7 separate regions of the Mus musculus genome follow, and all the other regions are linked to region 1. The links are chromatin loops, found by intact Hi-C in ENCODE. Cell type or tissue: heart. All regions are shown on one strand. Each heading gives the region's core, and the rest is flanking DNA. Links, peaks and the distances in the headings are about the cores only.

The links. A loop is a pair of places that touch in the nucleus more often than their neighbours do. Peaks named below come from ENCODE experiments on the same cell type or tissue, not always from the same donor. Only the 100,000 strongest peaks of a DNase experiment are listed, where the experiment ranks them.
Region 2: it touches region 1 in a loop (7-fold over the local background); 25 of 42 quality-filtered maps call a loop at or near these places.
Region 3: it touches region 1 in a loop (7-fold over the local background); 5 of 42 quality-filtered maps call a loop at or near these places.
Region 4: it touches region 1 in a loop (6-fold over the local background); 5 of 42 quality-filtered maps call a loop at or near these places.
Region 5: a loop joins it to region 1, with 2.3 times the contacts of the local background. A loop is called at or near these places in 7 of 42 quality-filtered maps.
Region 6: it touches region 1 in a loop (2.5-fold over the local background); 4 of 42 quality-filtered maps call a loop at or near these places.
Region 7: it touches region 1 in a loop (2.9-fold over the local background); 5 of 42 quality-filtered maps call a loop at or near these places.

Annotation. Positions count from the first base shown.
Region 1 is chr3:30,512,783-30,517,326 of GRCm38, forward strand. No RefSeq gene overlaps it. Among named protein-coding and RNA genes, the nearest start is that of Mecom, 5.3 kb to the left of the region's middle. In heart, for the core only: a CTCF peak has its summit at 2,450 (motif pointing left); DNase peaks (open chromatin) are centred at 1,369, 1,839 and 2,429; H3K4me3 peaks cover 2,655 bases; H3K27ac peaks cover 2,189 bases; H3K27me3 peaks cover 698 bases.
Region 2 is chr3:30,012,983-30,017,526 of GRCm38, forward strand. All of the region lies in intron 2 of Mecom (MDS1 and EVI1 complex locus), which reads right to left. Among named protein-coding and RNA genes, the nearest start is that of Mecomos, 4.7 kb to the right of the region's middle. In heart, for the core only: a CTCF peak has its summit at 2,456; a DNase peak (open chromatin) is centred at 2,469; H3K4me3 peaks cover 473 bases; H3K27ac peaks cover 1,054 bases.
Region 3 is chr3:30,158,101-30,162,644 of GRCm38, forward strand. All of the region lies in intron 2 of Mecom (MDS1 and EVI1 complex locus), which reads right to left. Among named protein-coding and RNA genes, the nearest start is that of Mecomos, 140 kb to the left of the region's middle. In heart, for the core only: a CTCF peak has its summit at 2,435; a DNase peak (open chromatin) is centred at 3,381; H3K27ac peaks cover 716 bases.
Region 4 is chr3:29,888,697-29,893,240 of GRCm38, forward strand. It overlaps Gm33206 (a long non-coding RNA gene), which reads right to left and starts at 4,531. Exons shown (of 6, transcript XR_880724.2): 1 at 4,410-4,531. It overlaps Mannr (Mecom adjacent non-protein coding RNA), which reads left to right and starts at 2,321. Exons shown (of 2, transcript NR_110437.1): 1 at 2,321-2,553. In heart, for the core only: a CTCF peak has its summit at 2,220 (motif pointing right); no DNase peak of the experiment used is centred there.
Region 5 is chr3:30,207,295-30,211,838 of GRCm38, forward strand. The region is part of intron 2 of Mecom (MDS1 and EVI1 complex locus); the gene reads right to left. Among named protein-coding and RNA genes, the nearest start is that of Mecomos, 190 kb to the left of the region's middle. In heart, for the core only: CTCF peaks have their summits at 256 and 2,043; no DNase peak of the experiment used is centred there; H3K27ac peaks cover 798 bases.
Region 6 is chr3:30,360,240-30,364,783 of GRCm38, forward strand. The region is part of intron 1 of Mecom (MDS1 and EVI1 complex locus); the gene reads right to left. Among named protein-coding and RNA genes, the nearest start is that of Mecom, 150 kb to the right of the region's middle. In heart, for the core only: no CTCF peak of the experiment used is centred there; no DNase peak of the experiment used is centred there.
Region 7 is chr3:30,103,312-30,107,855 of GRCm38, forward strand. All of the region lies in intron 2 of Mecom (MDS1 and EVI1 complex locus), which reads right to left. Among named protein-coding and RNA genes, the nearest start is that of Mecomos, 86 kb to the left of the region's middle. In heart, for the core only: no CTCF peak of the experiment used is centred there; DNase peaks (open chromatin) are centred at 2,340 and 3,350; H3K4me3 peaks cover 1,380 bases; H3K27ac peaks cover 3,313 bases.

The DNA of each region.
Region 1 (4,544 bases), core at 161-4,160:
CGCCTTTCCTTCTGCTCGAATTCGTTTCCTGGGGGACAGACTTAGGACAGACTTAGGACAGACTTAGGACAAGTTTTTCTTGCCTTTCCTTCTATGGAAACTGGCATTCTGGAAGTGGTGACAACTTGGAAAAATTCATGAGCTTAATAACTGTTTGGGTTTGTTTGGGATGTGTGTGTGTGTGCACATGTGTGTTGTTTCCCCGCCCCACCCCCGTCCTTCCTTTCTTCCTTTCTTTGAGCAGAAATGGGGAGATAGAGGTAGGAGTGGAAAGGAAGACAAACTATTGAAAAGGAAGAGGCAGGTCAGTATTCCTCTTTCCAACTGTGTCTTTAATTAATGCTAGAAACAGCAAGGAACCGGAAATGTTTTTTTTTCCTTTCCTGGCACTATAATTGAGCCAACCCCACAGTACCTTTAGAAGAAAGTTTGAATTCTTTATGGAGGTATTTCTTGGCCTATTGTCTTTGTGCAGTGAACTCTACATGCTATTGAATCGAAACCTACATTTGCCTGGCTACCAGAAAGATTAATTTAATCATTGTAATGTAATTATTAATACTGTTTACCCAACGCTGAGTTTCAGGTTGGCTGTTAAGAAATTAAACTCTCGCTGGGTGACCAGAGGTAGGCAGGAGTCTCTTCATGTTGAAATGAAACAGTTCTCTTTATTTAGTCTCAGAGTCCAGCTTTCGGCCAGGGGTTCAATTAGCCAAAATGGAAACAATTTTCATTCATTGCAATAACTCTCTCGTTCTGGGGATCGCTTTCAAAATATACACTTTATTATTATACGCTGACCTCGGTGGCGTGGTGTGGCAATAAAAGAAAGAGGCAGGGAGATCTATCTAGCCCCCTTGGGCTATAATTATTAGAAATTAATTGGGTTCAGGACCCTGGGTAGCCTAGCTAAATTAATAGCTTGTCTGGTGGTTTAAATCCGAATTTTCAGTCCACAGGAGAGAAAGGGAGAGCGTCACAGACATGAAATGCAGACCCAAGGGACGCCTGAGTTTACTTGCAAGACACTCATCTATTAAACAGTATCCAGAATACATTGGAGCTGGGGAGAGGGGGCCGGAGTAGGAGGGGGTGGAGGCGACCAGAAAGAAGAAAGCAGTAAAGACCAGGAGGGAGGCTGAGAGTGTACAGAAAGGTCTCGAGTTGATTTTATTCGATTTTTCTTGTCTGCATTGTTTTCGGGAGGGGTTGCATTTAGGGGTTAAAATCAAAAATAAAGATCCCGTGCATTCGGAGCTGTCGTACTGGAGTAAAAGTGAAAAGGGAGCCTTAGGCAAAAGGAAATTACTGCGAGCCCGCGTGACCTTTCAGGGAGGTAATCAATCAAGTGATCAACAGGGATATTTATCATCGCTATATAGGACGACTTCGGCCGGCAAGGGCGGGGTGGGGGTGGAGGGGAGAAGGAGAGGGTGGAGACACGCGTACATTCACACACTCGCGAAAGTTTGAACAAATCCGATGGGTCTCGAGACAGAACACACGGAAGCTTTTGGAAATGTTCAGACTCCCAATTCTGTTTGACATCCTCCGAACGAGAAACGAGAAACGCACACTTTCGTGGGTTTCGGCAAGGGCTGAGACTCGTATCCCCTGCCTCAGCCCGTTATACGAAAAGGTGTTAACTCTCAATCGCCAGTCCGGCTTGGCCTTGAATACGAAGCTACTGGCGGGGAAATCCGCGCTTCGCACCGCTGCAAGGCGAGAGCCGGGGCGCCTGCTAGGCTTTCGCGTACCGTGCATCTGGCCAGCGGCGAGGGGGATGCAAGGTCGTCCCTCCCAGCTGCATGCAGACCCCGCGACTTATAGTCTCCTCTTCCTACGAAATCCTTGCTCTGCAGCGCAGCCGTAATCGCGTAAAGCTGCAGGCCGGTCAAAAGCAAGCACATAAGGTTCGATCAGCGGCTGGCCTCCGCTGGCCAGCCACCTCCTCCACATTGTAAATGTCACCCTTTTGTAAATAGCGCTTTTGAGCCCAGTTTTCTTGGCAAACTGACCCTGTTCCTTCTCCCTGCAACATCCACCTGCTCCCAGAAGCCAAAAAAAAAAAAAAAAAAAAAAAAAAAAAAGGTGCGGGCTTGTAGGGAAGCGCGATGCTGGTTTTAAATCGTCACTGCATCAATCCGAACCTCCCAGGCTCCCCAGCCAGCTCGGAATGATAACGGGTTCTTTCTCAGAGTTAGTCCGCTGACAACTGGCCCTCGAGGCTGGAAGCTCCTGTACGAAGGGCCACGGATGGAGGTAATACACGCCGCCTCCACGGTGTGATCCGCGACTCACGCGGTACCCGACCGCGCCAGGGTGGCGCGGAGGCTGCTCGGGTTGGCAGCCCACGCGGAGCTCGCGCTCCCCCGCGCGTCTCTCTGGAGGCCCTCTCTGGGCTCCCGGCGCCGGGCGCGGTCTCCTCCCGCACAGCCTAGTCTGCGGCGCCCCCGCCTGGCTCTCTCCGCCGCCGCAGCTCGGAAGCTCCAGCCATGGAGGGCTCCAGCTGTGCACAGTAGCTGCCTAGGCTGGGGGTGGGACACAGCTGGGGCGCCCCAGGGAAGCGAGTTAGGGTGGGAAGGAACCCAGCGAGGAGGATTAAGACGAGAACAACTCCCGGCGCTGCTACCGGCTTAAGATCTGGAGGAGCTGCTACTCGGGCACAAATCTTTAAGTCCTGGGGGATATGGAGCCCCAGAAAGAAGCCAGACTGCTGGCGTGCAATGCCAGAGGCCCTCTTTAGATCTTTGCATTGAACAAAGAATCGTCTCGAAGAATGTTGCCAAAGTTTAATGTGCGCACGAATCACCTGGGGATCTTGTTAACATGCAGATTCGGATCCAGGAAGTCTGAGGTGAGGCTCAAGCACTCTGCGTTTCTGAGCTCACTTGCAGGTTGCGCGGATGCTCCTAGAAGCCCACCATTACTTGGACCATTACCACTATTAGAAGCTCAAAACCTCAGGGCCGGGTTAGACCGACCAACTCGAAAAGACATTTTCCCAGACGATTCACCGAAATAGTGCACTTTTGGGAAACACCACTCTTGAAAGTATCTGGCCAAGATTTCTGTCTTGTTAAATCACCTCAGCAGCTGAATCCCTGTTTCCTGCCTTAGTCGCGAAAAGGGTAGTGTCTGATTCTACTCACTTAAAACCTACACCTTCTCTGTCCTTTGTTGAAACCCGTCTCCCAGTTTTGTTGCCTTTGGATCTTAGAAGCCAAACGCCTCTAAGACCTAAAGGTTTCCCGGATCCCCCAAAAGGATGGGCAGCCCTTCCCCCATTCTCCCTCCGTTGCTTTCCAAGTCTCTGCCTTTTATTCCTCCCTGCTCTTACAGTTTTTGTTTACTCATTCCCTTCTTCGCTGTGGACATCCTGAAGGCGGCATCTTAGATTGAATTTTGAAATTTTCATCTGAAGCATGAGCATATTTCTCTCCTGCATAGCCATGTCTGCTGTTGCTAAGAGATAGCCATATTCAGATTTTATGGGCACTGTACATGAGATAAATCCTCATCCAGCAAGATCAATTCTTAAGATTTTTTAAAAAAAGAAACAAAGTCAAACATTTGACTGGCCCAGAACTTACAGAAATCCCCCTGCCTCTGCCTCCTAAATACAGAGATAAAGGTGATGACCACCACACTCGGCAGATTTTAATATCTTAAAGAGTTGATCCAACGAAGTTTCAAATATAGTATCCCATTTTAACCAACTGTGTGAATTCAGGCAAACAACTGAGTTTCTTCTTTGTATGGTTGAATAATTATGTACATCTTGCACGAATATTGTGGGGGTTAAAAATAATATACAGAACACTACGTATGGATTTTACTTTGTAAAAGAGACTTGCTCTAAACTCTGTTTTGAAAGTTAGAATAATGACAAGGATCCCTCTCTGTCTCTCTTTCTGTCTCCCCTCCTCAACGTGCCCCCTCCCCGTGTGTGTGTGTGTGTGTGTGTGTGTGTGTGTGTGTGTGAGTGAGTGTGTGAGTGAGTGTGTGTGTGAGTGTGTGTATGAGTGTGTGTGTGAGTGTGTGTGAGTGTGTGTGTGTGTGAGTGTGTGTGAGTGTGTGTGTGTGTGTGTGTGTGGTCTTGGGCTCTGTCTTCTCATTCACAGCTGTAATGGGATATTTTTTCTTTGGTCAGCGGGCTGTCTCTTCACACAGCAGAACCCAAGGGTTTGATGTATATGAAATTGCTGTAACTGGATCTTCACTTTAACATTGCAGCTTGAATGGGCACCAGTGTGTGCGTGGGTTTGGGTTACATACTCTCAAAAAATGCTGTGTGCACGAGAACTGACAAATCAGTCCCTAATACCAAGCTACTGTCAATATTCGATACAAAGAAGCTCCAGACCATCTTCCAGACAGGCTGACACAGCAGAACCCAGGAGAACCCAAACCACATGGCGAGAAGAGGAAAGGAACTGAAAGATGCTTCTCTTCTGCTCTGGCCTCACAAAAAAAAAAAGAGTCTTTCCTCACAACCCAACCAGAGAGGGTATTTGAATCAGTCTAATGTTTCTAGGTTACCC
Region 2 (4,544 bases), core at 340-4,339, 500 kb before region 1:
CCACTCCTCTGTCGCAGCTCCAGGGGCAAGACCCGCAGGAGGAAAGTGTGCGAAGGTAGGGGGCCTGCCAGGCCAGGACGGCCCCCCAGGTCCTCCCAGAGCCTTCTCGGGGCCAGACCCTCACCGGCTCGTCCCCTTTAGCCACTCCGCGCCCAGCCGCAGGGTTTCTATTTCATGAACTGTCTCTTTAAAGGGGATCTGCTCGGCCATCCAGAAAGAAACCGGGGCGAGGGAGAAAGGGAGCTATCTCCAGAGTGGTCGGAAGCCAGACGACGGGCTCCTCTTTCAGTAAATTTTTAAAGTGACAGCAGCCTCCTCTGGCGGGAGAGGTCACAAAAAGGTCGCCAAGACCCAAGTCCTATAGGGACAGACTGATTATAGATGCACCATCCCCAGAAACATGTAGATTTCTGCCGATAAACAACCAATGGGGAAATTTCTCCAGGCAGGATTTGTTTCCCCAGGGAAATCTCTTTGGTTTTGATGTCCTGAGCACAAGGGTGTGTGTGTGTGTGTGTGTGTGTGTGTGTGTGTGTGTGTGTGTGAGAGAGAGAGAGAGAGAGAGAGAGAGAGAGAGAGAGAGAGAGAGAGAGAGAGTCTGTGTTAGAGTTGGGTGGGGGATGGGAAAGATAGGGTGGAGAATTGCTTTCAGGGGTGTGAGGGTGCCTCCCCAGGCAGGCTGGTAGTTTGGAAGCTCTGAAGAGGGCCAGGGCAACTCTTAGGATAAAGAGATACTGGCTCGCATTAAAAGTCTCAAGACAGCAGCTTCAAAAGTGAAAACTAACACACATTTCCAGTTTCCAGTTAAGCATATTTTAAAATAAAATATAATTTAAGTTTCTACTTAAATTTATTCCTTTCCTTTTTATAGTTAGGTCCCCAGAAATGTGTACATTTTAAAAATACCCCTACACACACACACACACACACACACACACACACACACACACAAGAACAAATCTTAAAATCTAAAGCATTATTTTCATATCTCTCTCACAAATAGATTGTAGTAGATTGAGAATATTTTCTAAGTTATTCAAAAGGCCATGACTTCCCCAGAGTCAAGTTATGCAAGTGGTTGCTTTTAGTGATTCATATTTTATATATTAGATAACTTTATAATAAGTTTGGGCACTTTCTATCAATACAATGCAGAGATGACATTGGGTGAAAGAATTTGGATAGAGGATGGCAAAATATAAGAATCCATGTGTTTATTTGTAGATAAATTTGGAAAAAAAAATGTTAAACCCACCGCTTAATTGAGAATAAATGCTTTTGATGAGAAAACTCCATTTATAAAAGCAAATAGAAAGATACAGCTCACCTACCCACCAAGAGAAGACAGAAACACCTCCAGGACAACCACCCCCAACCCCCACTAGGCAAGAGAACTGCCTCTGAGCTAAATCGCCAGCCCTCAGATCCAATTTATTCTCAACTCAACAATGGAAAATTTAGTAAAATGCCTAGGTCTAGGAACAGGTACTTGGGAGGGGTGGAGCCAGCTCACAGGCTTAGAATGTGTGCTGACATTAAACTTTTATCTATGAATCAGGACTCACAGTACCACCCACATTTCTTTCTCTCCAAGGGCAAGTTAATGTGAAAATCCAGTAGATCTTTATTTTCCCCAAAATGCTGATCAAAAAACAAAAATAGTGTCAGAAGACAAGGAAGCAGGTGACAGTAAATGACTAGAGGTGGTGACTAATTCATTTTGGTGGCCTGTTATCTATGACACTGAACTGTTATTTCAGATAATGGCCATTGTTTGGCGGGGGGGGGGGGGGGGGGGAGGGAGATCTCACAGCAGTAGTAGGTAAGACAGGGGAAAAATCCTTTGTAAATAACCTAAGCATTGAGATATTCCCATAGAGCCCTGCCTGAGAATCATGAGGAGTCTGGGCTTCCCTGCATTGATCTTAGGCCCTTCCTCAACTTGCCCATTGTTGAAGTGCTCTTTTTCTTTTACTTTTTTTTTTTTTTTTAATTTAGCCATAAATTGGAATAGCTGGAGCTATGAGCTGTTCTATTTTCTTCCTGTCAGGATGAGAGATTTGTTTTATGATGCATTGTGTATTAAATACAAGTAATCTGGGGAACTGAGTGCTTCAGACACTTCAGCTTGATCAGGGGGTCTGGGTGCTCAGTGCCCCAAACCATTCCAAGCCCCTACTTCACCCCACCCTGGCCTTGCAGCACCCACTGCCTAACCTTTTTCAAAGCTTCTCAGAAAAGCAGGAAAGGTTGGTGGCGACACAAAGGTCCTGGGAAATCAGTGACAGGTCCTAACTAAATTCACATTTCAGGGAAAAAAAAAAAAAAACCTTTGAGGTTTTTGTTGTTGTTGTTTGTTTTGTTTTGTTTTCTCCCCACTTACATTAGCTTCTGGTGTGGGAGGCGGAGCGACGGGTCTAGATGGTATTCTTGCAGGTACGGCTGGAGGCCGTTAGGTGGCGATGTATCCCGAAATAAAGTACAGTGCCTGCAGCCTCAACGACCTAGGTGAACCCACCAGGATCTGACAGCCTGGTTGCAGCCTCCAGGTCTCACAGACACAGACCCTGGGAAACTGCCTGAGTGGAGGATGCTCCTACCTCTGAATTTCCTTAATTTCCTCCCTGAGACCTTGAGAGATGTGTCTAAAGACAGCGAGGATCCATTCTAACATTACCGCTATCCGTTTAATATGTGTCTCTTATTAAATAGTATCAATATTGGTGCTGTGATTCTCACTCTTGTACAACAGATAAACTGCAGGAAAGATTACACGGCATTATCACAAGCATCTATCTGGGCGAAGAAAGTCTAACAGCAGCTTCCTGGTCCCCACTCCCCTCACCTCCTCCCAACACCGTCTTCTTTTGCATATGAGGCAGGAACTTCACATGATGACAGCCATCCTGCTTTGTCTTAACATAACTTGAAATTTAGAGAAAAAGTCCCACAATCTCACAATAAGTGATAGAGCGCTCCTCCCTGCCTCTCTCCAATAGTAACCCATTAGGAGATCTACCCCATCCGAAGAAAAACAGGCTCAAACAAGGGTAGAGGGCAGAGTTTTGCAAGGAGTGTGCTTTGCTTCCCTGTAAGCTTGCTTCCCGTTAGTTAGGAGCCTTCTAAAACAATAAATAAATACAAGGAGCCAAATCCACCAACTCCCTTTACTCCTTGGATTTCTAGAGAAATCTGTTTACAGTAGTTACCAGCTACAAATTAAGCCACTGCAAAGCTGCTTTCTGCTCCACAGTGATCAGGAATACGCCTGTTCTGCAGAGTTTAGCACCGCCCTTGCAATAGACTATTACAAATAATGGTTTTACCTTAATCTCGAACCAGCTTTAGTTTGCAAGCCCGGATCAGGAAAGTTGATCTAACTACCAGGGTAGTGGAAGGCAGGAGGCGGCTTTAAGCAATGTATGGCTTTGAGAATGCATGCAACAGAGTAGCGATCAGATTTTTACAGAGTAGCGATCAGATTTTTTTTTCTTAAATAATCATACTTTTAAACCGCTTTTCAGTACTAGCCATGGCACGCTTCTTTTCTTTATTGCTCTTAATTGTTGTTTACCAAGAAGACAACATTGGGAAATTCTCAGTTTGAGCAGAGTGGGTAGATTTTCTAGGAGTCACACACTGGTTGATGGCCAGGCTGGGGTGGGAGGGGTTAATGCATTTTCTTCCAGGTTTGAAATGGGTATAAACCCTCCGCAATCCTTTCCCTTCCTCCCTAGGCTGCAAGGACTGCAGAATCTTTAAAAGGCCCAAAGATTTCCAATAAGGCCATGGGTTCTGCCTTCATGGTATAACTGTTTATTTAAAATAAGTCAATATATTAGTTAAAGCGGTAATAAGTCAGCGCCCCAGTATCCAAGTGATTCCCACAGGACTGTAAACCGATGCCTCTTTTAAGCCTTAAACTTCAGGGTTGTCCCAGAAGCAAGAGTCCAGCTAATGGAGGCCCTATGGGCATGGTACATGCCAGCACATCATTAAAAGAAAGAAAAGCAGTCCACAGAAAGCCAGATGAAATGACTGCACTGTCCACTTTTAATGGCTTCCTGTGGACAAACGGCCCTGTAACACTCTGCAGAGGACGGTATTTAAAAACAAGACAACTTGCTGGCAGTTTTCAATACCATAAAGTTAATAAAGTAGGCTCCCATTCACCCTGACATTATGTTTTGAGTTTATAGAGGAAGGCCCTTTATAACCTCAGCCTAAGTATAGTCTTTTTAATTCTGCAGCTCTGGGTTCTTGGGGTGGCTAAGCAGCCATTGAACTCCAAGTCTGACTTTTTTTTTTCTTCTAACACCAAGCAAATGTATGGGTTTGTTTTTTGTTTTTTGTTTTTTTTTGGGGGGGGGGGCATCTCATATGCAGTCTCTCCTTCACAGACTATCTGTGAAATCCTGCTTCATACCGTTCATACAGTTGGGAAGCATGAAATAATTTGAGAAATTGACATTTGGCTGAACAATAACTGCTTGCTAATTAAATTAGCTTTGTGTATAGATATTGATGTGTGTTTAAAAAGAAAA
Region 3 (4,544 bases), core at 157-4,156, 350 kb before region 1:
TGTTCAATCACAGATATTAGGATGAAGGATGTCAGTTCAGAGAAAAGAGGACTACATGGGCCACCAAAACCTAGCACAGTGGAGTTGTTTTGGCCAAGACCTCAACTGTAGGCTACACACCAATAGTCATTGCTGCCATTACTTGCCAATAGGTGGCTGATGAGTGTATTTGAAATCTCAGTTCTGGGAAGAAACAGCTGACACAAATGAACAGAATGGGCAGAATCGGAGAGAAAAGCTACATTGTGAGAGCTAAGTGTAGAGCTACGATCAAGGTCTCCTGCCCAGGGACCCTTAAGTGGGCTCATCCCTGCCTTGCTGCTGTTGTGTGAGCATATAGGCCAACAACAACACTACATCTAGCCCCTGGGTGGGATGGAGTCTTTGGCTGCTCTTCTAGTTCATAAAGTCTCCTGCTATACCCTGCTGGCTCCTTCTATAGGCTCCTTTATCACTTGTTTGCTCTCAGTCTGGTAGGCTCTTGGGTTTTTCTGCTATCATTGAGAAAATTGCTCAGGTTTTCTCTCCAAGTAGATGAACCAAGTACATTTGTTGACTGTGGTTCTTCTGAGTTCTAGAGCAGTCATCATCACCAAACACTGTGTATTTTGGTCTTGTGTTCCTGTCTTCTTACTTACTAGAAAGTTCCTTAAATATGCAGAATTTTTCTAGACTCCAGGTACGTTCTCTCAGACATATTGTTTGCCATTCGGGTGCACGAGAGGCTGCTATGGGTTTCTAGCCAGTGAACCCTGGCTGGCCCCTGATAACAAGTGAGAACTGGAGTTGATAGAGAATTTTCAGCCCAGGCCCTTAGGAGAGTTTATATTCATTCTAGTGTTCCTGTCAGTTTTTCTCATGATGAAACTCTTTCTCTTGGTCAATCAAGTCAACTAGAAACTAATTAGTAATTAGTACTTAATCAAGAGCTCTCTCTCTCTCTCTCTCTCTCTCTCTCTCTCTCCCCCTCCCTCCCTTCTCCATCCCTCCCTCCATTCCCCTTTCTTTCCATCTCCCTCTCTCTTTCCCTCCTCCTCACCCCCTCCCTTCTTTCAATAACTATATGACCCAAGGTGCCTGGTTATTTTATTGGTTGGTCATTAACCACCGCTTGGAGTTTCTTGTTTGGTTGATTGGTGGGGTCTTTGTTTTGCTTTGCCAGTGAACCCTTCCTCTGTTTTCCTGCTGGAGGATAATTAGATTTCTGTACTCAGCTACTACAGTTAGTCAAGAGCAGTATTTGTTTGTTGTTGCTGTTGCTGCTGCTTAGTTTTTTAAAGATGGTTTGATTGATGGATGGATAGGAGAATGGCTCAGTGGGAAGTGGAAACATGTGGAATCAGAACCTAAACCTCCAATTTCTACACAAAAAGCAGGCATAACTGGCCACACCTATAACCCTGCCCTGGTGGATGCAGACAGGAGCATCCCTGGGCCTGCTGGCAGTCAGTCTGACCAAAAAAATTAGTAATCTTTAGGTTCAGTAACAGACCTGCTAAAAGACATGAGTCGGGGAATGATAGAGCAAGATACATGGCATCTGCTATTGTCCTCATACACAGTCATGCCCCATATACACACAGCTTCTCACAGCACACACACATACATACCCACACGCACACACACAAACACACACACACATGCCACAATGGGAAGTGTGTGTGTTAGCCAGTGGAGAGGCATTGTTTCTAATGCTGATCATGTGTGCCATGGAGAATCACCCTATCAAGGTGGTAAAACAAGTGTCTGCGCATGCTGTGCCTCTTACCTTCTGTCTTTTCTAGCGGCACAGGAGAGCACTGAGAAATCGAAAGCCGGCCACCTGGAACCCCACACGCTGGAAGACTTGGCCCTTGAACCTGAGGACCCAGCTGCAACTCTGGGTTGACTATTTAGACAAAGATGAATCTGATCATCTGATGAAACCACGTCAATCACAGATTCAGCTATAGCATTCCACGCTAGCCCTCCTTCCAGAAGCTTCTGCAGGACACAACTCCACCAACACAGAGCCCCAGAGGAAAAGGCTTACCACAGTCATTTTCCCAAGCCTGTCTGCCTCTCCCACCACCCATGCAGAATCAATTCCACTCCACAGCATCTCCACCACCTTCCTCCTGGCTCTAGGAAGTGCTCTCCATCCCCTTTTCTTGCTCTGGACTATTACTTTTTCTATTCTTTAAGTTTTCTTTTTTTATTTGAAGAAACAGTTCATATCTTAATGCCAGATAAAATACGAGCATTATGGGGATTTTCAAATGGTACTGGGCTTTGAAACTTCTCTCCCACTCTTGCTATCGTAATTTGGCTGACTTACTTTACATATTGAGCATCTAAAGATATAATTTAAAGAAATATTTTAGTGTTTTTTTAATTTAATGGGATTTTTTCAAAGTTAAAATACACGTGACTCAAGGGATTTGCCACCACCTGGTGGCAGCATATGCAAATGTCAATGTACCTAGATGTAAAAAAGGGTGGAGTTGAACCCGCTACTCAGAAGTTATACAGTAGTATCAGGTGTATCTCAGAGACACATGTCGCTGTAGGAAAACAAATGCATTTAAAAAATACAAAATCTCTTTTGAAATGAAATCCAAGTACGGAAAGCTAAGTTTTCCATAACTGAAATTAGCACACCTTATTACACAAACTTCTGGCATGCAGGGTATATTTCCATGGTGTCTTAGAACCAGCATTGTGGCTGCACGTAAGACAGCCAGCAGGGCCTCTCACATTGTCGCTGTGCTTCAATGTGGTGTTATTTTACCCGCTAGTCATTGCTTCTTCCTCTTGCCATCAGAATAAGTACTAGATTCTCATTTAGTGCATTCGACCTGGGATTCCCAGAGCTGTACTCCATCTCCTCTGAATCCAAAGGCAGAGCAAAGCCAGCTTTCTTAAACCACTGTACACAGAGAACAGGAGACCAGTGCTCCTCCCGCAGCAAGGAACTGGGAGTGGAGGAAGGATGTGGGATCTTCCCTTTCCAGACCCTTGTACTCTGTCACATGTCAGTCATGGGTTGTACTGGTTTTGTCTATTGGAACCACACCACCCTCACTCTGGCCTGACGTGGCAATGCTCTGTTCAGGCAGAACACTGTTCTCACTGAACCAGGTTCCAGTAAGTGAGGCGTATGTTTACTGAAAGAGAAAGGAAACTAGAGCCAGGTCTTTCTTTGTAGTCTCTGGGATGGTCAGACACCCAGAGACCCTCCCCCAAACAAGGGGTGCTGTCCTTGGCCTCTCCTCTGGCTCAGTGACTCAGAAGGCATGGCTTTCTTGATCACAGTGATATCTTAGACTGACTCTTCTACCAGGACACAGGAAAAGCTTCGGGGTAGGGCAGGGGCATCCTGCCAGCTCTCGGGTCTGCAGAGAGCTGTGAGGAAAAGCAAGCAGAGCTCCAGTAGGTCTTGGCAGAGCAGAAGGCAGGCCCTTGAGCAACTGTCTGAAGAAGCCACCATGGCTTTGCACTTAGTGTGCATCAGTAGGATATATCCTTATGGGTTCACCCTCCACCCTCAGTGACTGCACAGCATTTAAGGACAAAAGTGATTAGCTATAGTGCAGCTTCCAATTGAAACCAAAACCAGGTTTCCATAAACACTCACACTAATATTCTTTAGCAGCCTTTCCTGGGCCAGCTATAGATGAAGGCAATTACAAAACTTGCTTGATTCGCAAAGATAGGATGGAAGGGGAATAACCAGAGAGCCAGAAAAGTGAAACAGCAAGAACCCACCTGGTGACCTTCATAGTAGAAGGCTTTTGCCATGCCTATGGTGTTCCTTGCCCACACCAGCATCTTGTAAAGTTCACTTTGAGCATTCCAAGTGTGCCACTGTTTATTCTTCCAACACTGTACAGCCAACATTAGGTACTCCACAACTTTGAACTACAGTTCAGACAACTCACTTGTAGCTTCAGCCTTGAGGCATGGATGCCACTGACTACTGATATGAACTTGTATAGCCAAGTATGGTCAGCCATGGCCTTCCAGTGGCTGTAACAGCCACTCCACAATTTCACAGCTCCTGAAACTTTAATCCCTACCATCCTGGATGTGGAGTGATGAAAAAGGTATCACTAGTAGAGTTAGGAATTCACAGCAACCAAAAGCAACTTAGAAACCAAGCGTGCAAACTGTCTCAGAGGTGCTCATGGCAACACCTTATCATGAGGCATTGCAGGAGGGCTCCGCAGCTGTGGCTCTGAGCACACATCCGCCCTAAACACTGCAGGTGCTCCTATGACTCGACACGTGAGTGAACGGTGCTCTCCACACCTGGGCTCAGGTTCTATACATTTATAGATTAAGTATTATAGTATTTTTCTTGTCTATACAAAGTGTTCTGCTCTTATGAAAACTGAATTGTTTAATTACAGAAAATAAAAGACTTTCAATAGTTTTCTAGCATGTTCCCCAGAGTGTTATCAAAATAGTCTGTTTGTTTTTACTGTGTTAAAAGTGTCTGATTTCTTTTTAATGCTATTTAAGTTATAGATACATTTTATTTTAAAAAATCAGTACATAAATTT
Region 4 (4,544 bases), core at 185-4,184, 620 kb before region 1:
TCCCAAAACACATATCAGTGCCAGTGGGTGTACTGGCCTGTCTGTGCTTCCAGCACTCAGGAGACAGCAATGGGAAGTTCCATAAGCAAGCTATATAGCTAGACTAGCTGTGTCATCAAGCCCTGGAGTTAACTTAGAAACCCTGCCTGGACACATATGAGAGAGGGTGCTTGAAGAAGACTCCTGACACAATCTCTAGCTTCCATATCCACACACACATGTATACACATCCCCCCACACCTGGATATCCACACACACATGGAAATATTCTCAGAAAGAAGGGATAACAGTAGTATCTCCATCATAGAATAATCGGGGCTATTGGATGAGTTAATAGGAGCAAAGATATGAGGAAATATCTATCATGTTAGATCTACAATTGTTAGTGAGGTTATTAGTTTGTGTCCTAGTTATCTAGCATACTACTAATTATTTTCCCCTTTAGTCAAATCTTTTCATTAATATTTGTGGTTCCTCCTGTACTTAAATATCAACTCCATTCATATCTCTCCTTCACAGGTCCTTCCTTTGAAATCTTGGTCATCATGTACAATTTCCTTCATTATATGTCCACTTTGACAAGTCATGTACCTGTTAAACTCAACTTTCCCCCTCCCAACTGGTCACCTCTCCATCCTTGCTGAGGAAGCACACCCACTATTGAAGCTAGAATGCTGATAATAACCTTCTGTGATGTTAGTACTGATGTTCAAGCCCTGAGCCATCAACATCCTGTCTCTGTTTTTACCCATATTCCTCAGACCTTGTAAATGTCTGTTACCTGCCATGTGAACTATTGGAAATTTCAACTGACTTGCTTCTCAGCCCTCTGACCTCTTTAATTCCATTGTCTATGTACCTGGGAGAACAACCTTTTCAAACATGAGAAGGTCTTATACTTAGAGAATGCTGATGCCTTCTTTTCTCTCTTATAGTCAAGATGAACTAACTCTGGCTGAGCTCATAAGATGTTTGTACCTCAATTTTAAGTTACTTTGTTCTCTCTGCTGCTTTCTTCCTGAAGGTATTGGCCATTGTTTTATCTTATGAAAACTTTCCACTCTTCTCAGGGCAGAGCCTGTGTACATGCTGGTCCTCCTAATCACCCCATCGTTTCTGTTCTTTGTGGCTTCTAGACTCTTGCGTCACATTCTCAGGAAACCATCCTTTGATCTTCATGGCCAGATATGTCCTTATATCATTCTTGTTTGTGATGTTTAACATGATTCTGTTTTTATATTTCTTTATGGCATGCTTAGGTTTTGTTTGTCTTATAATAAACTACAACTTCTGTGAGCCAGTATCTTCAGGAGACAATCCTGCAACTGAGTGGTCAAGATTTCACATATTGATATTATAGCCTTTGGGGATTCACACCCCCCGCCCCCGGCAATCCTCTGAAACCATCTTTGTGGCTATAGAATGATGCCAGGAACAGCATGAGCCTCATCCCGTAGAAGAGTTATCTATATGATGTGCACAAGCTAATTCCAACACAGTTGCTCATAATTGTGATTAAACCATAGTATTCTTGACTAGACATGGCCACAGAAATTAAGTCAAATGAATTAGAGAGTTGTTAGGCTATACCTTACTTGACTGATGTAACTGCAGGGAAAGAGCATTTCAGCACATTCTCTCCCCCTTAGAATTCCTTAGACTGCAGTGCCTGAGTCCACTCTACTCACAAACAACATCATAAGACACAAACATGACAGGGCGACTTTTATTAACTGTGCAGTATTTGCATTCAAGTATAGAGTCTGCATTTGAAGGCTTTCTTCCTTAAAGAAATGACTGTTTCAAATTATGATGACTAAACACAGACTGCAGATACTCCCAAAACCACAGCAAGAGAACAAGCTGGGAACTGCATTATTTTATCTTCAGAATAGCCAGAAATATTTCAATCTTCACTCTTTTGATGACTTCATAGAGAAATAACTGTGTGGTTGACTTTACAAAAGAGAGGAGAAATTAGAAAGGGAGAAAGAGAGAGAGAGAGAGAGAGAGAGAGAGAGAGAGAGAGAATGTTCCAGCCTTTACTTTTGAATTTTGAGACTACATCACAATACCTAAAGAAGAAAAGAAATTGTTTTCTGGCTTTGATGTTCAAATGTCAAGACAATAATTTTTTCTGTTACAAAATGATGACTGTCTGGAAAATATTTTTTCTATTAATATTATAGGATTTTTAGGTCTTTGGACAGTTCATTTGAATGGCCACAAGAGAGCAGTAAGAAATTAAAGCTCACTCAGTGACTCAGAGTCACACTGATGTGGGCCCTCTGCTATTAGGAAAGTTTGAAAGTCCGATGGACTTCATGTTCATGGACTTGGAGAGGCAGTCCGGGAGTCCATTCTCCCCCTTAAAAGCTATGTAGTCAAGAAGGTCAATGCCGACACGATCAACAAATTATCAGGAAAGAACCTGGAATTAGACCTTCAGGAAACCCATATTCATGTGTGAAATGGAAAAATATTCTCGCCTAGAGCTCAGGGGTGTCTTGAGAAGTTTCTGCCCTGTCCCTGTGGAATATACAAGACACAAAGGTATGTGGTACAAGACAGAGTCCCACAGGGCAGGCCTGGGCATCCCTTAGAACATGACCAGTATTTTCAAATGTTTGCAACCAGGAATGTTTTACAGTTCTAATTCTACCTTTTTCTCTTATAGCTTAACTATCATATAAAGTGGTGTTTGGAGGATATCGTGATAGTTCTTAAACCTCTTCCCTAACTCTCTATATTCTCTACCCTCTTTGCTCACACTAGCTTTGCCATGTATGACTTAATATGTTGAATACCATGAATTTTAAAAGCGAATTTAAAAAAAATGAATTCACAAACGGCTAGGAACAGAATTAGTATATGAGAAGTTACTATAAATCTGTTCAAGAAAAAGTTGAACAGCCAGTAAAATAAAATAGAATTACTCCAAGCTCACGAAATTAGAATCACAGTCAATATGCATGTGAAAATTGTTTGTGCTTAGTAAATGGCAGAATGTTGTGTTAGCAGAGTTTGTGCTGAAAACAGCACGATCCTGATGCTTTGTATTAACAGAAAGATGACACAGCCTGTGGGGCAGATGTGGAAGCAGCTAGAAAGTAAGGTAGAGCGACAAGCTTTAAAATGTGCGTTTCCTTTAACGGAGACAATTCCTCGCTGGGAATTAACACTGTGAAAACAACCCGATGAACTCAATGTAGAGGCTTCAATAGTAAAAGAGAACTGGAAAAAAATAAAAATTGTGTTTCAAAGAAATCAAATTTGTAAAAATAAAGGTATAGAGGTGCAGCAAGACTTTGACAAAAGACACTGACAATAAAATACACGTACACGTGCTGGCCCTGAAAACACAGGAGGAATTTTAATTCATAGTGAGTATTAAACGCCATAAGTGATACAACACAGGAAGAAACTGTGCTTGGCTACATAGGAAAATATCTGTATGTTATTTTCAAAGTAGCAATCCCCCCTGGGAATGAGTCTTAAAAATGATTTGTTTCTGTTTTCTTCCACCGTTTCGTTTCCCCGAATGCTTTGGTTTTAAAACAATTAGTGTGTTACTTTCAAATTCAATAAAACACACACACACACATACACACACACACACACACACACACACACACACACACACACACACACACAAAATCTATTTCTATGCTCTAGGAAATTCTCAGAGAATCTTAAAAGTTAGTTTGATAAATCTAAAAAATGCTTAAAATATGATCTCCAGTTACCAAGTGACAGAGAGTAAAAATCTATTAATTAAAGTCAGCATATGTAATTTACAGATTCTAAATAGTAAGAAAGAAAACTATGTATTGAAATTTTTCCAAAGTAATTATAGATGGTATTCAGTCAACTTACACATTTAGGTTATTTTGTAAATCAGTTCAGATTATCATATTTTAAGTATAAAAATTTTTGCTTTTCAAAAGAAATACGCTCTTCCTTAATATTCTATTTATGGACAAGCCAGCAATCTGGCATTTAAGCAATTTTAATTTTTTTCTAGATGTCTTAACTGACTGTCTGCTCATTGATTTTCAGTCATATATTGAACCTGTAACTACTATAATGAACTACATTTCAAAAGGACCTTTATTTAATGTGACCTCTGTCTTGCTGAGAATAGCTTCCTTAATGATGAGTCAGAATTTAGAGAAGGTATAATTGTTTCATATTTGGAAAATAATATGCTTCTCAACATAACCCATGAGCAATTATTATTTTTGACCATTTGAATTACTTCTATATTTTAAAATCATGAATTATCACATATTTTCTATGAAGCCACTAATATATCAGATTTAAACCATCACTGCAAAATACATATTATTACCTCTAATTTATGTTAGTGTAATCATAGTAAGTACAACCCGTTGTCTATCATGACTTACGTGAAGCTGGAAAGAATCCCATGTGTGAACGCTCTAGTTCCTAGAGGAATTTCATGCTTCCTTGGAAGAGACACTTTTCCCCAATTAATCATATGTGGTGGTCCATTTCCTTCTATTAGGGAACCCTCCTAGGCA
Region 5 (4,544 bases), core at 190-4,189, 310 kb before region 1:
AGGACAATTCTATATTTTAAACTGTTAAGAACAGAAAGCCCGTGGCTGATAGAAGCAGTTTCTTGATTGTGTGTAAAAGAAAAACAGAAGATTTCCCCTGGTTAACAACTGCTCTGAACTGTTGGGTGCAGGAATGATGTGACTCCGGGCTCTCTTCCTTTTTCCGGGGAATTTATTTAAGTATGTATTCCAAATGTGCCGTGCCCTGCAAACAGTCCCAAGGAGCTGAGAGATCTCAGCAGAAGTGTGGCCACTAGGAGCTGACAATGGCTGTTTTGTCCCCTCTAGGCCCTGGTACTTACTCAGGAAGTAGGATTGGTCCAGCCAGCTGGTGCCAGCATAGAATGATTTATTGCCTGGTGTCCTCAGTGGCAATTGGACCCTTTCCCACTGTCACTCACAACTTGCCCAGACTGTGTCCGAAAGAAGAGGTTCCCCTCCATCCCAAAGAAATCACAATGCCTGTCATAAAGTGTCTTTTAACAGAGGGAAACGGTATGAAATGGGCAAAGAAAGGGAACAGTCAGAAGAGCACAGAAGATGGATGCTGCGTAACCTTTTCTCAGGGACCCATTTCTTCAACTTTTCCTCCTGTCTTTAGTGAGTTTTTGTTTTGGCTGATGACAATGCCTAATAGCCTGATAAATTGATTTTCTGAGTCCCTTTTCTCGTCCCTTGAGACGACACTAACTCACTGGGACTGCAGAGGACTCACAGAGGCAGGAGACAACAATTAGTTCGTTGAAGATGTCAGAAAGAAGCTTCGGAGGTTTGCCAGGACTGGGAAATCCTCCCTGACAGGTCAGTGCTGACATTGTTGGCAGATGCTTGCAAAGTGTAGCAGGCAGCAGCGCAGGCCGAGGAGGAAGGCACACCAGAGCCTCTTGGCTGTCTCCAGGGCTGTGAATTCCTCCGGACTCGAAGGAAAACCCATGGCTGCAGTCTACTAGGCATTTCTGTGAAATGCCTTCATTGGCAGCTACAGATAGAAACTCACATCTCGGGGTTGCTGCTAATTGGAATTTAAATCAATGTCTAACTAAATTTCTGTAATTGTTTTCAAAACCTTTTATGAATGCATGATTTCAGAGTTCTCATTATGGGTATTTAACTCCACAGAGCATATTAGTTTCAAGAGACCTTTTTAGACATGAGTTAAGGGGGTGAATTGTTTTAAACATCTTGCAGGGCCATCCTTGACAGACCTGCTGCTTGCAAGCTCCACTTTCATATGACCAGAGAGAAGAGTCAATTATCAGTCTTCTAATTGAAAACAACTTGATTTGTCTAGATCTCCACAAAATTGAGAAATTCTTAAAAATTTGTAGTGTTAACTCTCATCTATTTTAATAAATATTATAAATATGAATATTTCTCTTTTGCTGTGACCAAGTAAACAAAAGAATCTGTCTCTGTGGAATCTTATCCAAGAGGATAATTGTGGTTTGGTAGTGTTGTATGATTGTATGTTTCTTTAAAGATACCTAAAATGCAACACTATACCTTATGTGTATAATTTGTCTAGATGTATTTGGATTTATATAAAATTATCACTTCCGGCATAATGTTCTAGAAGCTGTAATATAGCCCAGAAATACTTGCCACTGTTTATTCTTTCAGAGTGATTCCCAAATAATGCTATAAAATTACTATAAAATCTAAAGAAAATGAATCAACCCTTCAGTGTTTCTCTCCTTTCCGACAGTAATATTAAGTGCTCAAACTCTACCAATGGCAGAAGACAGAGACAGGATTGTTGTACTCTACAACCAGGAATCCCAGTGACCGTCCTGATACAAGAGTCTGAAGATGTTTTGGTTTGTGAAGGACTAGCAAATGAGCTTGGTCCCTGGACCTTTCTTTTTTGTCAGTAAAGCTTAGGACTCTGACATTATCATCTGAAACTTGCTGACACAGGAGAGATGGCTCAGTGGTTAAGAGCACTCATTGCTCTTCCAGAGGACCCAGGTTTCCTTTCCAGCACCCATATGGTGGCTCACAACCATCTGTAACTCCACTCTTGGGAGATCTGATTCCACCACCTGGCCTAGGTGGGTATTGCATGTCCACAGAAGATAAGCATGTGGGCAAAACACCACTACATAAAACAAAAATAAATAACTCCTTAAAAAATATTTTTTAAAAAAATCATTTACTCAGTGTAATCTAGAATTCAGCCATGATGGAGTTTCTAAAACAAAAGTCATAACTTTGAATGGCCAATGCCATACCCTAACAGTTGTGGCGCATATATGAGTATCTGGTACCCTGGGAACTTCTGGCTGCAGCCTTCTCTTCTGTCATTGACCCTTTGCCTGTGTTAAAGGGCCGTGAGAGGGAAAGAGATATGGCTGGGATATGCATCCCATGGATTTTACTCCTGATCTGCCTGATGATAAAAATTAGTGAGCAAGAAGAATCTGGAGTCGTGGTGCGTCAGAGAGGTCCTCCCAGACAAGTCTTCCCAGAGTTTAGCCCTGCCACACTGCTGTGCATCACGGTGGGATTAATTCGCCTGCTGGAGAATAAGTGCATTTAACAGTAAATGTGAAGGCCGTAGAAATAAATTCTGCGATCAAATTGTTCGTTAAGTGCATTAATCCAATTGTGAGAGACCTGCATCGGGGCATCAACCGCCCCGCCATCACGAAGCTTTTAAAAGCAAATCAATCGAAATTATATCAACTTGACTTACACCTCCCCGGCAGCAGGGCTGTAGTACCATGCTGAAAATATAAATAAAAGGTAGTTTTCCACGGGTTTGGAATCTGGCTTGAAAGCTTTTGTGCAGTCTTCACCAAAATGGGGATTTCATAGATGAGAAAAGAAGGTGTCGCATCTGACAAGCTTGGCCCAAATTTTCCCCATTTTACCTTTGAAGCCAGACCACTCTCTTCACCTGCTATCAGAACCATCCTGCCCAGGGCTTCTGTGATGCAAGGAAACCAGCCCGCACCCCAACCAGGAGCAGCCAGTGACTAGGACAGCAAAGTCCCCTTCGCACAAGAGACTTTTAAGAGCCAAGCTCTCTATAACCAAGCAGTACCCCAGAGAGCCACAAACTGGGAGAGATTAATTTTGTGCCCCTGCACTTCTCATTACAAGGAGACCTGAACTAAGTCAAATACAAGTTAATCTCCAAAATTCCACTTCTGTACACGCATGTTAGGTCAGCCATTCCAGTGCACTGGCTGATGCCTTTAAGCCTCAGGCACACAAAATAAGCAGTTTGCCCAGCAAATGTGAAAGAGAATGCACGCCTCTGCTTCCTAGTGTTAGCACAATGACACGGTCACCCTACGGGACCCTGAAAAGGAGCACATGTGTGTTACCTCCACGCTATCTAGAACACACTTGATGTTCCATCATACTGATGAAAACAGTAAAAAGTCAATAATCCAAAGGTACTAATACAGGTGAAGAGACTTTATCTTAACCTACCTACTTTGAAATGTAAAAAAGGCCCTCAAAGCTGAGAGGCACCCACCCCTGCTTAAAGAAGGCAAATGGCTCAGTGGAGGGTAACAAAGGTCTTAGGGAAGCAAGACCGCTATCATGCTATGAAGGTTCCATGTTTTCTCTTTGGGACAGAAAAAAAACACACACACACACACACAGGGATGCTATGTTAGCTTGAAGCTAGTAAAACCAGGGCTGTGCTTGTCCTGGAGGCCTTGTGACAGCCTGATTGACTCCTCCCTTATACAGCCCTTCCAGCCATTCCGGAGGCTCTGTTTGCACCGGGAACTGCATGTTTTTCCAAAATGATAAATGCTGTGGTCTCATCATAAAATTAAGTGAGACATTACCTCCTGTTTCAAGCAGTCTTCTTTCTAGAAATTCCTGCATTCCAACTTACTATGATGCTCACCATAGCCCAAAGTTGGCAGGGTTCAAATATAGAAGAGGTCAGACATATGTAAGAATCGTGTGGGGTTAAGTAAAATGCCCATCTGGTGATTGGAAACTAGGTATTATAACCAAAGATATGTGAGCAAGGAAAGAAACATGCGAGATACTCAACTATCTGAGAAAAAAAAAAAAACCCTAGTGCCATAAGTAGGAGGAATGTTATTCACTGAAGTACTACTTTTTACCTATGACTGGCAGAAAGGATCATTTATTTATGCATCATGCTATGCTTAAGAAGAAAAAAAAAACCCATATTTGCTGCTCTGTAGACAATTGATTAGTATTGGCAAGGTAAATGAGCAAACAGTGAAATAATTAGAAATGTAACCTAGTTACTCACTGAGCATTGTTTGCAGTAGTGAGAAAGTATAATAATAAAAACAACCCCAATGCTCAACCATGCAGGAATAGCTAAAGAATGATACATCTATTCATTAGGCTGCTGTGCAATCAACAAAAAGGAAGAAGTCCTTTACACACTGCAGTTGGATGACCACAAGAACATTTATTAAGTGGTCAAAAAAGCAAGCTCAAAAAATGTGTGCTCACTATATACTGTTAGCATAAAGAAGAGAAAAGCAGATTTGTGTAAATTAATAAAAACACATGTACCTAGAAAGATACATAATAAA
Region 6 (4,544 bases), core at 170-4,169, 150 kb before region 1:
CTGACCCAAACACAATAAAAATCCAATTTGAGGAGGAAGGGATTTAAAGGGCTCATGAAGAAACCATTCCAGTATTCCTGCTCCGACTTTGGCATTCGGACATGTCCAAAGGCCCAGAGTCCAAGTGATCTCTACAGTTCTTGCAATAAAAAGAATCTTTTCCAAACAAGAAAAGAAAAGAGACCATGACATAACCCAAATCTCAACAACAATTAAGCACAGAGTCAAAACATAGCATTCTACCAAATAATTTATGAGGCCAACTTCCCGCTGCCCTGCTAACAGTGGACTGCTAGGGCTGGGGTGGAAGCCCTGACTAAAGATTTAGCTTGCAAGAAGCAAGGAGCAGGGGAAAGAGGCTCTGATGGTAAAGAATTAAGCAGGACCCAAGTGCTCAGAAAAAGGAGCAGGGCTTGATGGAAGGGTGACTGTGCCTGCTCACACTGACCACTGAGGCCTCGAGAGCAGCATCAAGCCTTTGGTTCAGGTGTGAGTCCCAAACAAGGCTATTTGTAATTTAATAATGTTAGATTTGATTATGAAAGTGCCTGCCACTTGGAATGGGTAAAGGAGCTGTTCCCATTCCCTTCCTCGGTACAGTAAGGGACAGTACTGTGTGTGGGCACCGTTGGTAGTGTGAGAGGCTGGGGGACCGTTTGAGCACTGCTGGGGTTTACTACACGTCAGACTGTGCATCACTCTCCTGACACACCAGAGAGCTGGTACACTTGAAAGTCACTTGTCCTCATATTCAACTCAACCCCTAAAATAACGAAGCACGGGGAACGTAATTATTTGGGCCTCTTCGGTCAATCATTTCAGCATAATAATAAAGAGGAAAACGAGAAATCAGGCCTGCCCATAGGAGCCCACCCCCACCCCCATATCTGGCAGCTGGAAGAACAGCTGCCTCCTGAGAAGCCAGGATAGAACCAAGCAGAGTCCCTGCCCGAAAGGCCACCCCTCACCTTTGGGTCCAGCACCATGGCAGCCCTCCTGGGTCCTTCTGCAGCTCTGTCCTTCTACTCAAAGGAGTGTACTACAGGCAAAGCCGGGGGGATCTGCTAAGGGATCATGCCCCAGGCCAGACCCCAGCAACAATATTATTCTATGCTTCTATGACTCCCAACTCACTCACTCCACTGCGCCGGCCTATGTTTTGGGCAGCTGGGAACTGGCCAACTCCAGCAGGGCCAGCAGCCCAGACAAACAGCAGCTATCCTTTATTGACACAAAGTAAATACTCAGTGCCACCATAGAAAGCCAACATTATCATCTCCATTTTACAGGGAAGAAAAATTAAGGTAATCGATTTAGCAGGTTATAGTTAGGATTTTAACCTCAGTTTGTCTGACTCTAAGACTTTTTTTTTTTTTTTTTTTTTTTTTTTTGAGCACCACGCTGTTTTCCCCTACCACACTATTTGGCCTCCTGGGTCCCTACATAAGCTCATAATCAAGAAGAAAATATAGCAAAGGGTTCTCTTTCACATTCAAACAAGACATCTGGAAATGAAATCCTACATGTGGGAGGGGGCTTAACAATTTAAACTCAATAGCTTAAAGTTTGAAAACAAAAGCTTGAGTATTAAAGTCAAAGCATCCCACCTGTCTCTTGTCCCATCATGCTTCACACCAGGAGCCTCTGCATTAAAGAAAGCCTTGCAAGATTTACCTATGCTTATAAAATAAATACATTAACATTGTGCAGTAATTTCCACAAAAATAGTTCAAAGCATTTTTCAAATGCCAGACTTGGTATTTGCTTGAGGAGAAAAGAATTTTGTGAGCAAACTCCAAGAAGCATCTCTTCAATAGTCTAGCTTTCTTCTTCCTGATAGAATGTAAGCATCCTACACACACAAACACTCAGTCACATACACTCATATATGCAGGCAGACTTACATACACATATACACACACACACATATACTCACTCACCGCCCATATACACACACATTCACATACACTCATACAAGCCTGCAGACTCACACACACATATACACACACATATACTCACACACCCATATACACACACATTCATATATACACACATTCATATACCCTTACACACACACACAGACACACACACACACATAATATTGAATAATGCTGTTAAAGTTTAAAATGTGTGAAAATATTTAAAGAAAATAGCCAGAAATATGGCTACTACCATTTGAACACCAAAGACTTCTAATGTTCCATCCTTAATAAGCAAGATGGAGAATAGGGATGTGGCTTGATCAGCAGGGTGCTTGCCTAGCATGCACCAGGCTGTAGGTCCCACCCCAGACTACAAACACTGATGGTAGGGACTTTGTGTATAATCCTGGCACTTGGGAGGCAGAGACAGGAGAATCAGAAGATTACCATCAACTACAGGCTAGTCCAATCTACATGAAGTTCTGTCTCAAATTTTTAAAAATATACCTAAGCAAAAACAAACACGTTATACTTTTTATAATTATATGATAATTCTCATTAACAGCCAATAAAAACAACATCCATAAATTGATGCTTAAAATGAGTAAGCTATTAGATAGTGCCTTCTGTGATACCCACTGGAGAAAATGTACACACACAGTCATCATGGAACGTGACAAATGGACTTTCAGCAGAAGTGAAGGGAGCATATTTGGTTAAGAGGAAAGGGAATCATTTTCTTCTAAATTGACCCTATCTTGTCCACCTCTTTTTGCCAGTCAGTTATCTGCCTGCTTTTAACAACAAATATCTGCTTTTCAGCTGACATTCGTGGACAGCTGTACCACGAAAAGGCCCTGTGCAGAGCTATATTCTCTGGGCTCAGATTCTCTGTTGCTGTCTTGTACTTTACGCTCAGTGTTACCAACCCACATGTCAGACGGAGAGGCAAACCGGCTCTGACTCCAAAACCAGGCTCAAACACATTGTGCTGCAGAAGTTTCTCACAGTTTGCTTTCTGCATGGCTTTGGAATATAGGGACTCCATGTTCCTAATGCCAAAGAGACAGGAATATCTTCCTGACTGGCTACCAAGGAACCCATCTTTTCTGATTCTTTAAGAGTCAGCTCATGACGGAGACTGGACCCTGATTACTTTGGATCAGCAGAGCATCTGAAATCATAACCAATCTGCAGTTTCAAACCACAAGCAATAGCAGACAGACGCAGCAATATCCAGGTGAAAGAAAACAGCATCTGCGGGTTAGGAACTCATTCTGTGGCATGGGCAATATGAACTTTCTCAAGTCACCAAACAACTAAAGTCACCTGAAAGTAACCAGCTGTCATCACCAATAATGCTCTAGGTGACACTGGTCAGGGATCAAAATAAGCATCTAAAATACCAGGAGCTGTATAACAAAGATGATAATAGATATAGATGATAGATAGATAGATAGACAGACATACAGACAGACAGACAGAAATAGATAGATGATAGATAGATAGATAGATAGATAGATAGACAGACAGATAGGCAGGCAGACAGACAGAAATAGATAGAAGATAGATAGATAGATAGATAGATAGATAGATAGATAGATAGATAGACAGACAGGCACACAGACAGAGATAGATAGATAGATAGATAGATAGATAGATAGATAGATAGATAGATAGATAGATAGATAGATAGACAATAGATGAATTATTAATAAATAAGCAATTAAAATCATCATTGCCTTTGCAGGAAGCCCTGGAGAGACCAGAGATCAGGAGCTAAATGATGAAGGGGCCATTGTTGCTTCTTAAGTCTTGTTGGCTACTTCCAGACAAGCCTCTTAACCTAGGGAGAAAATGAACTTGAGAAATTCTCCCCAAGGCTGTTTCTGACTCTGTTGTCTGCCATTAGATTCCCTTCCCCTAACTGGACTACCTGGTTGGGCCTCAGTGGGAGAGGATGTGTTTAGCCCTGCTGCAACTACATGTCCCAGGGTGGGCTGGTACCCAATAATTGATTAATTAATCACTGAGAAAAAGAAAGAAAGAAATTCTTCCCAGCTGCTGGATTTCAGTGAGAGATTAACTAGAGTTGAGGCTCGTTCATAAGAGGATGGATTTATCAAAGCACTGTGATTTTTGTTGCTCCATTCAAGGCAGATTATGTCTTCTATATTTGTAAATACTAACCCAATTTGCACTGTAGACATTCAGAGTTATGGGAAAAAATAAGTTGCTGCTGGATTATCCCAGGACTTCTATCTAGGGGGAGAATCCTCTCCTCTGGTTTATACGCATAGACTTTTTCTTCTCAAACTAACCAAAAACATACCCCGATCTCTAAAATTTTTCAACAGTCTACTAGACAAAGGGGAAAAGCTCTCTGGAATTACTGCTATTTTCAAAACATTAGCAGTTCCAGGGTAGAATGTAGCTCATAAAAATGTCCCCAAACAATACCAGGTCAATGAGAGTCCATGGAAGTCTATCTATCCATTTAGTTAGCCAGCATGCTAGGTAGTGAGAGCTCACCTACAAAAAAGACAGACAGAGCCCTTATCCTAAAGGAATTTATATATCCCAACAGAGAAGGAAGACACCAAGATACCAAGCCATCTAAGC
Region 7 (4,544 bases), core at 233-4,232, 410 kb before region 1:
ATTAGAGTGTTTGAAATATTGGGAGAAATAAAAGTGACAGCACAAAAATATAAAAGAAAATTAAGTGCAGGAATTATTTTGTAGATACCACTGATGTATTGGGCATACTAACAATATAACACACAAAGAATAAAATCTGATTAACAAGCTTCAAAAAGGAATAGCTAAAAAAAGGCCCCATGGAGGGAAACTAGCAACTATTTAGGAATATATATTCATGTGTTATAAGCAAGGCTTTAATAGAAAGTTCTGAAATTTCAAGTTTTCAAACTTGAAGAGATGTTTATATTTTTGTAATAAATTGACAGAGTTATGATTTCTGGGTCATAGCCTACATTCATCTATTAATGCAATTTAAGAAATTGTATTTTTTAATAAGAGGTTGAGAAAACCAGGATGACTAGTTATAGTTTTAGATTGTCAGGAAATTAGTGACAAATAGCTATGGATCCTGCAAAAAATGCATCAGCATTTGGGGGAAACATAGGACACTCATTTAAGTCTATTTGTGTTGATATAGCAAACTCAGACTTAAAAAAAAACAAAAAACAAAAAACAAAACAACAACAACACAAAAAAAAACCCATGGTTTTCTGGCTTCATTTGTACTTTAGGTAGAAGCTTTTACAACAAGAATTCAACTACTGAAGTTCATTTCCTGCCTTTAATTCTAAACGAGCAATTTGCTGATAATTTCCTGTCTACATTTTCATAAAGTAGAAAGAACAGGACTGCTTAAGCTTAATGTTTCAGTGACCAAATAAACTTCAGCAAGCAGAGCTTAGGAAGTGGGACAGCTATCTGGAAACTCGGATCATGATTATAAAATCTCCGCATGCTATTTATCTCCCCTAAACGCTTAAAAATATTCTGAAGGAAGGCCTTAGTGATTACTTCTTTGACCCCCAAACAAGCAGAGCAGTATGGCTTGTCTCAGTGGACCCTGAGCAATTCAAGTCGAGGGGTAGGAATCCACTGAACTGTGTACCTCTTCAGGAATGAGAAATAGCCTCAAGTGCGCTCTCTCTCTCTCTCTCTCTCTCTCTCTGGCCTGGATGAGGAAACTTTTTGATTTGAACTCTTTACACCTATATACTGATGTTTATCAACCCTTTGGAGTTCACATTAAAATAGAACATCACTAGAAAGCATCCTCTGAAATCTAAATTGGGCTGTCAATTAAAGGTGAAGAATGACTTTGTATTATTGCTTTAATGTGAAGCACCTTCTTTGTCCTGTTGAGGTACAATCATCTTCCATCCGAAATCCATTATAGCATCTGCAGAAAGCTTAGGAAGTTCACACTGGCCAAGGCTCAGAAGAGGGCCTGATCATAAAATCCACAAACTGTGGGGACAACTGACTAAACGTTAACAAGTGGCAGCTTGTGGCACTGCCCACCCCCAGGTGCCCAGCAGAGGTACAAGGGAAGTCAGATACTAATTACAAAGGGAGGTTTTTACTAGGCAGATTTAAGGGCCACAGATGAGCCAAATCCCGTTTTTTATTATCTACTGTACACTTAGCTAATGCTTTCCCCTATGAGGAGGGCTTAAACAGTAAGCACAAATAGCACAATGAAATTCTAATACTCTCCCTGTGTGGACCTGGATTATTTCAGCCACCAGCAATGTGAGTAGCTGCAGGTGTTGCACTAAATAAAGTAATATAAAGTGTCTAAATTGCAACTCTGGAAGTACTGTTTCAAGCCCCTGTCTGCTTTTTATTAACAGTCGGATTCCTTACTATCAGCAGCCACAACTACCTCTACCCTGTTATTCAGCAACAATATTTTGATAGGCACAGATCTATTAAAAATCACTGTTGATATTTTGTGACCATAGTCATTTCAGAGTTGAATAAGCATTCAATCTTCTCACAGAAGGGGAGAACGTAAACTTGCGATCCAGGAAAAGAGGAAGTCAGGGGTTACGGAGGTGCAGAGGCCACGGAGAATGAAACAGACCCCCTCCATCAAGCCGAAAACTTGGCAGCCTAACTAGAAACAGACCAGCCCTAAATCTTAAGGTTCATGAGCTCTTAGTAACATAATTAACCGAAATAAAACTAATATTCCCGTGTTGAGTTTCAGCTTAACAGACATCAGCAGCTCCAAGGGACTGCACCAGGGACGCGAAGTCGGAATGAGAAAATGCTTGCCTTGTTTAGGGACCGAGTCTGAAGGTAGGAAGGAGCACTCTCTAGCAAGTCCACAAAGTTTCTGAAGCAAAGAAAAGCTGTGTAGGCAGCCAGCTGTCCGGTTTACATTCCCTTCCTACTGTGAAGCAACACTTTGGAGGGAAGGTGTGGGTCACTCATTTGAAATTTCAGACAGGGCAGTGCTGGAGATGTCCAGTGCATGTGTTCTTAAGGAAGAAAACCCGAATTCCCAGGGGGAAACGCTGAACAGGAAATGTCTGGCCACTGGTTGCATCACGAGATATCAAAAGAATTTCACTTTGGCTCCTTCACTGCATCAAGTCAGGACATTCTTGATTTTTTTTTTTAAATACTCACTAAGCTCCTACAAAATGAACTAAGAAAAAAAATAGTGATATCAAAATGTTTCTAAAAGTTTCCAGTGTCTGAAATAGAGAAATAGAGGGGAAAAAACAAAAAACAAAAAACAACCAACAATTTAGGAAGAAATGCAGAGTGTTAGTTCTGAGGGATTAAATAAACAACATTAGTATCTGTGGATAGCAGTCAGGAAATTCCATTTATCTGATGAGCTGTTGGCGACCTAAGAAGTGTTTCAGCCCCCAACCCCCACTGTGCCCACAGACTTCTTTTTGCAGGAATTTTTATGCTGTTTTGCTGCAGATAGTGTGCATTTACAAGTAAAGATGCATTTACAAGTAAAGAGGAGACTAAAAAGGATTTCTTTCCTTTTCTTTAAATTGATGTCCATTTATATACCTCAGCTCAGGAAGTCCACAAATTCAGTCTCTAACTGGGAAGAGTCTTGTCACAGGACTGCCTGGGGCCATCAGCCCTGGTTTCTTTTCTTTCTTTCTTTCTTTCTTTCTTTCTTTCTTTCTTTCTTTCTTTCTTTCTTTCTTTCTTTCTTTCTTTCTTTCTTTTTTTTTTTTTTTTAACAAGCTTCTCTTTTAACACTTAACACCAGGGATGATTTAACAGAAAGTGTCTCAAGTCTGAGCTACAGCCCCTTTAGACTCTACCCAAACAAAGGTACTAATGTGTGGTCAGTTTCTTGGCAGCCCCACTCTCTGCTGATAACGTTCCTGTTTGGTATTCTCCAAGGAGTTGGCTGCTGGAAGTTGCTCGAACCTCATCCCTTGCTGCTCCGGGTGCGGGCGATGCTCCGACTGCGCGGCGCCAACCACAACATGCTACCCACCGTGAGAGAGCAGGACGCGGGCCGCTCTAGTCAGGACTTATCGTCTATCATACTGATTGACGAAACCAAGAGTGAGCAGAAAAAATAAACATGAACAGAGGCTGCAGTGTATGAGCCCCGTCAGCTGGGAGTTTTAGTATTTGGCCTTGGCGATCCCACTCTCCTGCTAGGTTATCTTTCCCGTGTGCTATCATTTATCATAACTTGGAGGGGCCAGGGGGGAGAAAAAAAACCTTGGACTTTTCTATTGGCTACATTCATTAGACAACTTTCTTTTTAATGCCCCCGCCCCTTCGCACCAACCCCTACCCACACATAATAATAGCATCCTTTTATATATTCCCCGAAGAACGTTGATGAAATCGAAATATGGTTCATCTCCTTTATTCCTGCTCCACATAGATCACGGCAAGTAATTAACCTTTGCTGGCCCATCAAATCTAGAATGCAAACCTGCATGTCAGTCTACTTCAGTCGGGCGCAATAATAAACCTGTACCTCTCTCTAACAAGGAAACTCAGTAAACATCCTGGATGTTGGTCACTGACTTGGGTAGCTAGTATCTTCTTTCTTAAGTAATGGCACTTGACTTTTTCAGACACAAACCATGTTTTGTATTGGTCTTGACAGCCACTATAAAGTACCCCCCAAGTGTGAGTAACAAAGATGATTTGTATGTGGCCCGCAGTCCTCCAGGATTCTAATAGCTTTCTCATTCCAGCCCAGAAAGACGGAACACAGGGTAGCTGGTTAAAGCTGATACAAGCGTTTCTTCTCTCAGCAGGCTATTCTTGCATAACCATTTATTTTGCAGAGTTTTAAAGTGCCTGAAGGATTTAATTATGTACATAGACAACCCTTATAAACTCTATTCTAGGGTTTTTATTGACTTTTGGGCTGGGCAGCTCTTAGGCATTTCAATTAAGTGTTTTTATAAGAAAAACTACAATATTGTAAAAAAAATTCTTTATAGATATTCCCAAGCAGGTTTGGTCTCCCATCTGATTGAATAAACCATTTAATTGACAAAAAAAAAAAAAAAAAAAAAAAAGTTACAGGTTAATTTGAGGTTTAGGTTTTGTTTGGTTTGGTTTTGGTTTTGGTTTTAGTGTTTTGTTTTGTTTTGTTGGTTTAGTTTTTTGAAAATAGAGGGTCAAATTCCACACAGGTATGGGAAAATGGA